2 separate regions of the Homo sapiens genome follow, and region 2 is linked to region 1. Evidence: read pairs that join two places in POLR2A ChIA-PET (ENCODE). Cell type or tissue: PC-3. All regions are shown on one strand. Each heading gives the region's core, and the rest is flanking DNA. Links, peaks and the distances in the headings are about the cores only.

Region 1 (5,366 bases), core at 1,445-3,944:
TCCCAGCCCTTGCAAAGAATTCTCTAGGCTCCATGAGTCTTCAACTCCATCCCAATGACTCTTACCATCAGCCAAGGATGTCACTTCAATTTTCTGGTCAAGTGAAAAGTCTTCAGGCATCTACTACCTCACCTCTGTTTCTCTCCACTTTGGAGTTTCTCTATGTTAACATCACTCCTTTTCTGTATTCCTCCTATTTCAGAGGAAGAGGTGGTGTTTTAATTTCCTTGACCAGGCAAACCCATCTGTTCTGGGTCCCATTTTATTATACCAATAATCTCATTTTTAAAAAATTTTCTTACAGAGCATTTTAAATACATACACATAATTTTATTACCTTTTTATATCTTCAAAATTCTCTGGCTTATTTCACTTGCAAGCTCAAGTCTCTTCCAGCCTTAAAAACAAAACAAAAAATAAATAAAAAATAATCTTAATCATTCCACTTCTTTGAGCTACTTCCTAATTTCTTTCCATTTTTTAAATGGCCACTGTTTCCAACAGGTTACCTTTTCTTTCTCCTCTTTGTTTCTTAACTTTCTACAATCTAGTTTCAATCTCTATCACTCCACTAAAATTCTTCTTTCTTTTTTGTAACTTTGTTATTTTGAAATTTCAGTTTTTTAAACAAGTTTGCAAAAAACTGTGAAGAGAGTTCCCATATATCCTTTGTCCAGCTTCCCCAAACTTTAACATATTACATAACCATAGGACATTTATCAAAAGCAGGAAATTAACTTTCAGACAATACTATTAATAAAACTATAGGCTTTATTAGAATTTCACCAATTGTCCTCCTGTTAATTAATTTCTAAAGCCATTCTTTTAAAAAAGTTTTCTACTAAAGTCATTTTAAACTTTGTTTTACTTCATAAATTCTGAATATAAAATTAAGGAATAATGAGTGGAAAACTTAGAAAATATGAAAAGATATAGGCCGGGTGCGGTGGCTCACGCCTGTAAGCCCAGCACTTTGGGAGGCCGAGGCGGGCGGATCACGAGGTCAGGAGATCGAGACCATCCTGGCTAACATGGTGAAACCCCGTCTCTACTAAAAACACAAAAAATCAGCCGGGCGTGGTGGTGGGTGCCTGTAGTCCCAGCTACTCGGGAGGCTGAGGCAGGAGAATGGCGTGAACCTGGGAGGCAGAGCTTGCAGTGAGCCAAGATCACGCCCCTGCACTCCATCCTGGGTGACAGAGAGAGACTCCATCTCAAAAAAAAAAAAAAAAAAAAGATATAAAGAAGAAAAAAAACTACCCACAATCTGGCCAGAGATAAAGCTTCTAATCTACAGGGCATACCAGGGACAGAAGAACATGTTAAATACCACCATGGAAATATCAACACAATTCAGACGGTGGATTTATTTTTTATTTATTTATTTATTTTTTGAGATGGAGTTTTGCTCTTGTTGCCCAGGCTGGAGTGCAATGGCACAATCTTGGCTCACTGCAACCTCCGCCTCCTGGGGTTCAAGCAATTCTTCTGCCTCAGCCTTCCCAAGTAGCTGGGATTACAGGCATGTGCCACCACGCCTGGCTAATTTTTGTATTTTTAGTAGAGACGGGGTTTCTTCATGTTGGTCAGGCTGGTCTCGAACTCCTGACCTCAGGTGATCTGCCCGCCTCAGCCTTCCAAAGTGCTGGGATTATAGGTGTGAGCCACCAAGACATTCAGTTCCCAGGGGCAGGCAGGAGACAGTGGCCTTCCTCTATCTCAACTGCAACGGGCTTTCCTCTTTCACAAATCCACCTCAACACAGACCCTTTACGGGTGTCGGGCTGGGAGACGGTCAGGTCTTTCTCACCCCACGAGGCCATACTTCAGACTATCACATGGGGAGAAACCTTAGACAATACCTGGCTTTCCAAGGCAGAGGTCCCTGCGGCTTTTCACAATGCATTGTGCCCCTGGTTTATTGAGACTAGAGAATAGCGATGACTTTTACCAAGCATACTGCTTGTAAACATTTTGTTAACAAGACACATCCTGCACAGCCCTAAATCCCTTAAACCTTGGTTCCATACAACACATGTTTTTGTGAACTCAAAGTTGGAACAAAATAGCTGGGGCAAAGTGGCTGGGGCAAAGTTACAAATTAACAACATCTCAACAAAGCAATTGTTCAAGATACAGGTCAAAATAGAATTCCTTATGTCTTCCCTTTCTACATAGACACAGTAACAGTCTGATCTCTCTTTCTTTTCCCTACAACTGTGGATTTCTTCAGGAAAAAAAATTCAAGGAAAAATAAAAGAGATGAAAGGGGAATCTGTAACTTAAAAAGATGTTCATAAGCTAGATTAACCAATTGCAAAAGGTGAACTTTGTGTGGATTCCAATTTAAATAAACTACAAAAATTATAAGACAATCAGGAATCTGAAAATCCTGAATATTTATTTAGTAATGCTAAGAAATTATTGTTATTTTTAAAGCATGATAATACTATGCTTACATAAGGAACATTTATTTTAGATATAGCTATTGAAATATTTAAAGATGGAATGACTGCTTCAAAGTAATGGGATGGGGGAAATAGGTGGGGGTATAGGCGAAACAGATTGCCATGCACTAATAATTGTTAAAGTCAAAGGATGAGTAAATTAGGTTCATTAAAACGTTTTCTCTGCTTTTGTGTATGATTTGAAATTATCCATTGTGAATGCTTTTTAAAAAAAAATGAATCATCTATTCAACATTCAAAGTCATTAAAAATAAATTTAGACTTTTTTGCCTTAGTTTTTCAAATACATAGCACAAAGAATCACATCGTTTAAGTCTGGCAAATACCAGCACAAAAGACCTTTTATATCCACCTGTGTCCTCCAGGTCTCACTAACCCAGCCAATATTTCCCTTGTCTGACTCACTCCCAAACTCTGCCCTACCCAGGCTGTTCTGCCTTCTTTGCCTCCTTCGTGACCCTTTTACTCTTGCCCTTTGCTACCCTCTTCCTGATCTTCCCTGGATCCTTCATGCAAGTAGCTCCAAGCCCTTTCTAATTTGAAGCAATCCAGTCTTTCAAATTCCAGTTCCATGGCTCTGCTCATAACCTTCTAATTCCATGGCTCTGCTCATAACCTTGCTTCACTCAATAAAAGCACAAGAGCCTGGCAGAGAACAAAGGAAAACTCCCTAGTATATGTTAATATTCTGTTTGTGTTTAAAAGGTAGGCAGACAAAATAAACTTGGAATTATGTTTTATAGACATAATTGTATCCTCTCTTACGCTTTAATTTCTTTCTTTTTCTTTCTTTCCTCATTCTTTTCTTTAACATTATATTATAAACACTTTGCCAATTCCCTGTTCTTTGAAAACCTGGTTTTTAATGTCTGTGGAATATTCTGTCACATACATGAGCTGTAATGTATTTATCTCATCCTCTTTTGTTAGATCCAGTGACCCCTTAGTTGCCAAAGAAATTCAGTCCTCACCCTCCTTGACTTTCTACAGTACTTTGACACTGGTGACCACGCTCTGCCTTAAAATGTTCTCTCATTGGCTTTCCTGATATCCTCTCAATCTCACTCCTCTCTGACTGGTCATTCTCCTGCCTTCTGTGACCTGTCTTCCTCCTGCTCCCTGAATAAAATCCCTCCCCAAGGTTCCATTAGATTCTTTCTTTTCCTCTCTTTACTCTCATTCCCTAGGTGGGTTCTTTCTCCCTTGGCTTCACGTGAAGGACTCCCAGATCTTACAACTTCATCCCTAACCCCTTCCCAGTGTCCCAGACCTGCATCAACCCTGTCTGTTGTGCATGTTCACCAAAATATAGCCCAGTGCAGTCCCACCAACACGACTAAGCAACCAAAAGGAGCTATCCAGAAGCAGCTCAGCCTGCCTCCTCCCACCTGACCACAATGCTGCATCTCCTCAGGATTCAGCTCAATGCCTTGGATTCACCACCAACCCTTTCCTTCACCGTCCACTTCACCAAGTCACCAAGCCCTAAAGAATCTACTTCTGACATGTCTCCCATGACAATTTCTTACTTTGGATTCTCACTGCTCCATTCAGACTGTGAATAGGGTCAACAATTTTCATCTCCCATTTGCATTCACCTCCTACTTGGTCTTTTCTCCTCCTCCTCTGTCTCTGTTCTCTCCAATCCATCTTACCAATCAATCTTCCTAAAGTCTGACTTTAGTTAGGTGACTTACCTGTTCAGTAATCTTCAGTGGCTCCCTATTACTTAACCAAATTGAATTCTGACATTTAAGGTACAATTTAATAGGACCTGCCAAACAATTTCCCTAATCTCACTTCTCTCTTCTTCCCACACATATCTTGGAGGGGGAATAGCATGGCTCCAGAGTCGAATCCCAACCTAGTAGTGCTATAGCCTTGGGTAAATTATTTAAGTCATCTGAGCCTCTGCTTCCCCATCCATAAAATGGTAGTATTAGCAGCATCTACCTCATGTGTGATTATGAGGATAAGATGAAAAATATATATATAAAGTAAATAATATCCAGCATACAGTAGGTTCTTGATAAATATCACTTACTACTTTTATTGCATCACTGCAGTCAAACTGCATTGCTTGGTTTTCCCATATAAATTTTACGACTTATTTCCCCTCCTAATTTTGCTCCTACTCTTCCCTCTGCCTAACTTTGACACAACATCTTTGCCTTCTGAAAGCACCTCCTAGACTCTAAGGCCCTACTCAGGTGCTGCTTTCTCTGTGAACTTTTCTTTGACCACCAGCCACAGGAGCTCTCTTCTTGCTCCTCTGAATGGTAGCGCTCTGCTTCCAGCACTCTGAGGCATTTATACTGCCTTCTGGTGAGCTGTGTGAATGCTTTATCTCCTACAAATCAGGGCAGGACCATGTCTTCCTCATGTTTAATTTCCTCTACACTGTCCAGCACAGGATCTGGCACAAAGTTGAAACTCAGGAAACTTTAATGGAAAGATTGAGTGGATGACATTTCCTGTTTCTCATCAATAAAGTTTCATCTTCATACTCAACTGTTAAATATTTATTGTCTCTTTTTAATACATCTTATTAAGCCTAGGATTAATCAATATGGTTCCTGTTCTCTCAAAGCTCACAGCTAGTTCAGATTATACTTTCAGAAAGTAGAATGAAAACAAGTCAGGGCAATATTTAACAATGTGTTTAATCAACTATAATCAAATTTCATAATGTATAATCTAGACAGTCATTCCCGGGTGGTCAATCTAGGGAGGAGTCTGTAGGAATTAGAAGGTGAGATGGGGAGGGGCAGAGGCAGAAATCTTCACCAGAAGGTTGAGCAGACAGAAAGGCAGTTGAATTCAGGTCAGGAAAGTAGGAGGAAAAATAATTTTACAGGAGAATAATCATACCTGCTTTCATGGAGGTGGGGGGCAAGT
Region 2 (3,933 bases), core at 1,434-3,933, 150 kb before region 1:
AGACAAGGCCACCCCAATCTGGAAGATGGCCAGATCTAACTAAACTTCCCACATCCATTCTGTCTGTCCCTCTGTCTGATCCCATGCAAAGTTAACAACAGCTGAGGCTGAACCTTCGACCTCCAAACCAAAACATTTTCAAGAGCAAAGGCTGGGGAGGACAAGGCTCTCTTGCCATGGGGATCACCAGTGCAGGTGAGCCAACTCCCTTGAACAGAGTTCAAGTATTTTAACATGAAAATAGGGATATATTCAGCAAATTCTGTTCTGTCGGGAAGGTGACTAGAGATGAATTATATGATACGTATATTAAACAAATTCCCAGCACCTTCTTCCTGGCACTCTAGTCAAAATGATCTTTAGTACAAATAGTTTTTATCCCAAAAAAAAAAAAAAAAAAAAAGGGAGATGCAGAAGTTGTGCAAAGAGATAAGGCCAATCATCAAAGACTGGAGGTGGGGGTTAGAAGGGGGAAAAGCAAAATGGTTTCTCCTCCCCCAGCTCTGATCACTGCTTTCTTTCCAGTTGCGCTCCTAACATAGGAAGGTAGAGAAAAATAGACCGTGAAGAAGCATTAAATACTGCCCTGCCCAATATAGTAGCCACTGGCCATCTGTGGCTATGTCAATTAATTAGAATTTTTAAAACAGGCCGGCGCAGTGGCTCCTGCCTGTAATCCCAGCACTTCGGGAGGCGAAGACGGGCAGATCACTTGAGGTCAGAAGCTCAAAGCCAACATGGTGATTCAAAAAATTAGCTGTCTCTACTAAAAATTCAAAAAATTAGCCGGGCCTGGTGGTGCACACCTGTAGTCCCAGCTACTCGGGAGGCTGAGGAAGGAGAATCGCTTGAACCTGGGGGGCAGAAATTGCAGAGAGCCGGGATGGTGCCACCGCACTCTTGGGTGTCACGCTTGGGTGACAGAGTGAGACTGTCTCAAAAAAAAAAAAAAAAAAGAAAAGAAAAGAAAAAAGACCTTAAAAATTCAGTTCCTCCGTCACACCAGCCACACTTCAAGGGCTCGATGCCACAGGGTCAGTGCCTATCATATTGCACAGGGAAGATAGGAGACAGTTCCATTGCTGCAAGAAGTTCCACTGGCTAGGGCTGGGTTCAAAGAACCTACATCTTTTCTCAAGTGGGAAGAGGAGACCTTCTGCTTCCTTGAATTGGAAGACAATCTCGTTCTCTTTGAGGAGGATCTATGGGTAAGATGCAGAGAAAGAGCTAACACGTTCCTGTCATAAAAAGGCTCAAAGGGCATCATTTTATGAAGTTAAAATGGTTTCCTTTTCCTTACTGGTCTGAAAATCTGCTCACTTCCCTTTCCACGAGATATACGTTTAAAATCTTAAAGTGGCTGCCATTCAGGTTTGCAATCCACTGCTCTTCAGGAGAAGTTAATGTGCCGGAAGACAGACTTTACCGAAGGACCCCCATTGCCCAGGTTCACAATTCTTCAAAAACCTTTGCAAGTTTGGGATTCCAAGATTTGTTCTTAACCAAAGTGTATATTTACAATCCATTTGTTTTCCTTTAAGTAAAATACTGATACCAAGTACCAAAAAAGGGGGAAAATATGGGAAAAATAGCACCAGTAATTCCACCACTAAAATAGCCACAATGAACTTCCTTTCAGCCTTTTTTCCAAGTGTTTTCTGCTGCTTTTAGGTACACAGCAGTCTTCCTATTCCTTAGGATCAAAGATACCTATATTTTCTTCTAGCTTTCTTTCCTTTTCATTTTTAAATAGCATTTTTCACTTACTTAAAATCTTTCTAATATCTCAACAGTTTTAATGCTCTTCAAGGTGGGTCTCATAGTTGTTTTTTTTTTTAATCCGGACTATACTGTTTTTCTTATATATTGCATGGAGAGTAGGTTTTCTTGATACCCTCTAACTAGGTGGTCTGAGCAATTTTAAGCTTTTTTCAAGAAGAACTTCACTCACATCTTGAATGTTTAAAATGGATTTTTTTTCTCAATTGGCAGAGACGCACTTCATTGTCCTTGCCAGGCTCTAGGGATGACGCTGCAGGGACTGCAAGGTGCCTGGCCCCTGCATGTTGTCAGGATACAAGCAACAGGGAGGGTGTTGTTCTTGTAAAACTTAAAAATCCACCTAACAAGTCACCATCACGTTACAAGTCTTTTACATAATCACAGCCAAACTTTAGATGTTATTTTGTTTGTTTTGTTTTGTCTTATCTAGTTTACTTGGTTCTTAAACATTTATCATCTGGGGGATGTGGCCCAAGGCAGGAGATCGAGGCAACGGGAAGAAAAGGCAACCACATCCCCCACAACAGGGAACAATGCAATTACTAGCCACAGAAAGTGACAGCACAAGAAGCAATTAGATAAACAGACAAAAACCCCTGTGAAAAAAACACGAAGAGTACTAGATTATGCACCAGCACTATGCCAAATACTTAACAGGTATCATCTCCTCTAATCTACACCACAATCCGTACACTATCATCCCTTTTTACAGATGAATAAACTGAGGTCTATCACTTGCCCAGAATCACACAGCTAGAGTGCCTGAATACAGGACCCAATCTCTTTAATACCTCAGCTTGGTGCAGGCATAGGAGTGGCAGTGGAAGGGCCGCTACCCTCTGTGTCCCTCCTGACGTTATACTGGAGCCACGTGACAACTTCGGTAAAGCTCAAATGCCCACAGCCCTAGGGATGCAGCCTCCCTTCTCCAACCCCAGCATGATAACAAGGAAAGCAGGTTTACCTCAAGGCCACCCCAAAGACAAATAATGAGTCTAAAAATATCTCCCCAGCGTGTTCTACTCATGGTCAGAAATTCCTTTCCCAGGAGGGAGCCTTGTGTGGGAGAGGGAACAGCCGACCACGAATCAGAGGGCTTGACCTCTTCCAAGCCCTGAGGCCCGAGATGTGACAACACTGAACAGCGTCTTACTTGGATTTCATGCTTCTTCTCTAGTCACTCCTTTTAATACTGAGTACATGTTGGGTATAAAATACAACCAGAACAGCCTGAGCTCCGGCTGAGAGGGAGCCCTTACAGCTGTGCTGGCATCCATGAGTGTCTTGGGTGACTGCCTATCCACACGCTGGGAGCGGCTGGAGAAAGTACAGAAAGAACATGCCAAGGAAGTTTTTTGTCACCAGGGGCTGCCCTGAGAGAAGGGTCATACCTGGGTGCCACTGCCTCGCATGATGTCCTCAGGGATGGCATAGATCTGATTCTCCATCTCCACCTTCTGGAGCCCATTGTCCGTTACTTTCACCCAAAGCACACGGAAGTTGGTCCCTCCAAGATCCAGAGCCAGGAACTCTCCGTGTTCTGCAGAGAAAGGAAGGGCCACTATTAATTTTGGGCAAAATTCTTCCAGGAACCAACCGAGACTTAAAACTCCAAGTCCCTCCAGGAATATCTGTGGGTAAGGGGCGGCCAGTGGGATTCACTCCTCTACAGACATTACATATAGTCTAATTTCATGCTATACACCTTTACATTATTATTTTTTTAATTCTCAGAGCTTTATTAAAACTGGAAACTCACAGGGCTGTTTTTTTTTTAATCCCTCACTCCCTTCCCATCCTTTCCTCTGAGTCTCCAAAGTCAATTGTATTATTCTTATGCTTTTGCATCCTCATAGCTTAGTTCCCAATTATGAGTGAGAACATATGATGTTTGGTTTTCCATTCCAGAGTTACTTCACTTAGAATAATGGTCTCCAATCCCATCCAGGTTGCTACGAATGCCATTAATTTGTTCCTTTTTATGGCTAAGTAGTATTCTGTCGCATATACATTACTTTTATAATTCAATCAACAATATAAGACAGTTTCGCATCCAACGATGTGCTCACCCCCTCCTGAGAGCCGACTACCTCCTCAGTGCTTTCAGCAAGCCCCATGCCAGGGGTGCATGCCTCCATCCTGTTCCTCATA

What was found. ChIA-PET counts read pairs that join two places held together with the same protein. Peaks named below come from ENCODE experiments on the same cell type or tissue, not always from the same donor. Only the 100,000 strongest peaks of a DNase experiment are listed, where the experiment ranks them.
Region 2: POLR2A ChIA-PET joins it to region 1 with 30 read pairs; 9 of 35 experiments call an interaction of 5 or more read pairs at or near these places.

Annotation. Positions count from the first base shown.
Region 1 is chr2:74,716,805-74,722,170 of GRCh38, reverse strand. LOC102724497 (a long non-coding RNA gene) reads right to left here. Exons shown (of 3, transcript XR_427047.5): 2 at 338-397. Among named protein-coding and RNA genes, the nearest start is that of SEMA4F, 65 kb to the right of the region's middle. In PC-3, for the core only: no CTCF peak of the experiment used is centred there; a DNase peak (open chromatin) is centred at 2,890; H3K27ac peaks cover 1,538 bases.
Region 2 is chr2:74,867,025-74,870,957 of GRCh38, reverse strand. It overlaps HK2 (hexokinase 2), which reads right to left. Exons shown (of 18, transcript NM_000189.5): 3 at 3,174-3,322. Among named protein-coding and RNA genes, the nearest start is that of HK2, 35 kb to the right of the region's middle. In PC-3, for the core only: no CTCF peak of the experiment used is centred there; a DNase peak (open chromatin) is centred at 2,827; H3K27ac peaks cover 1,680 bases.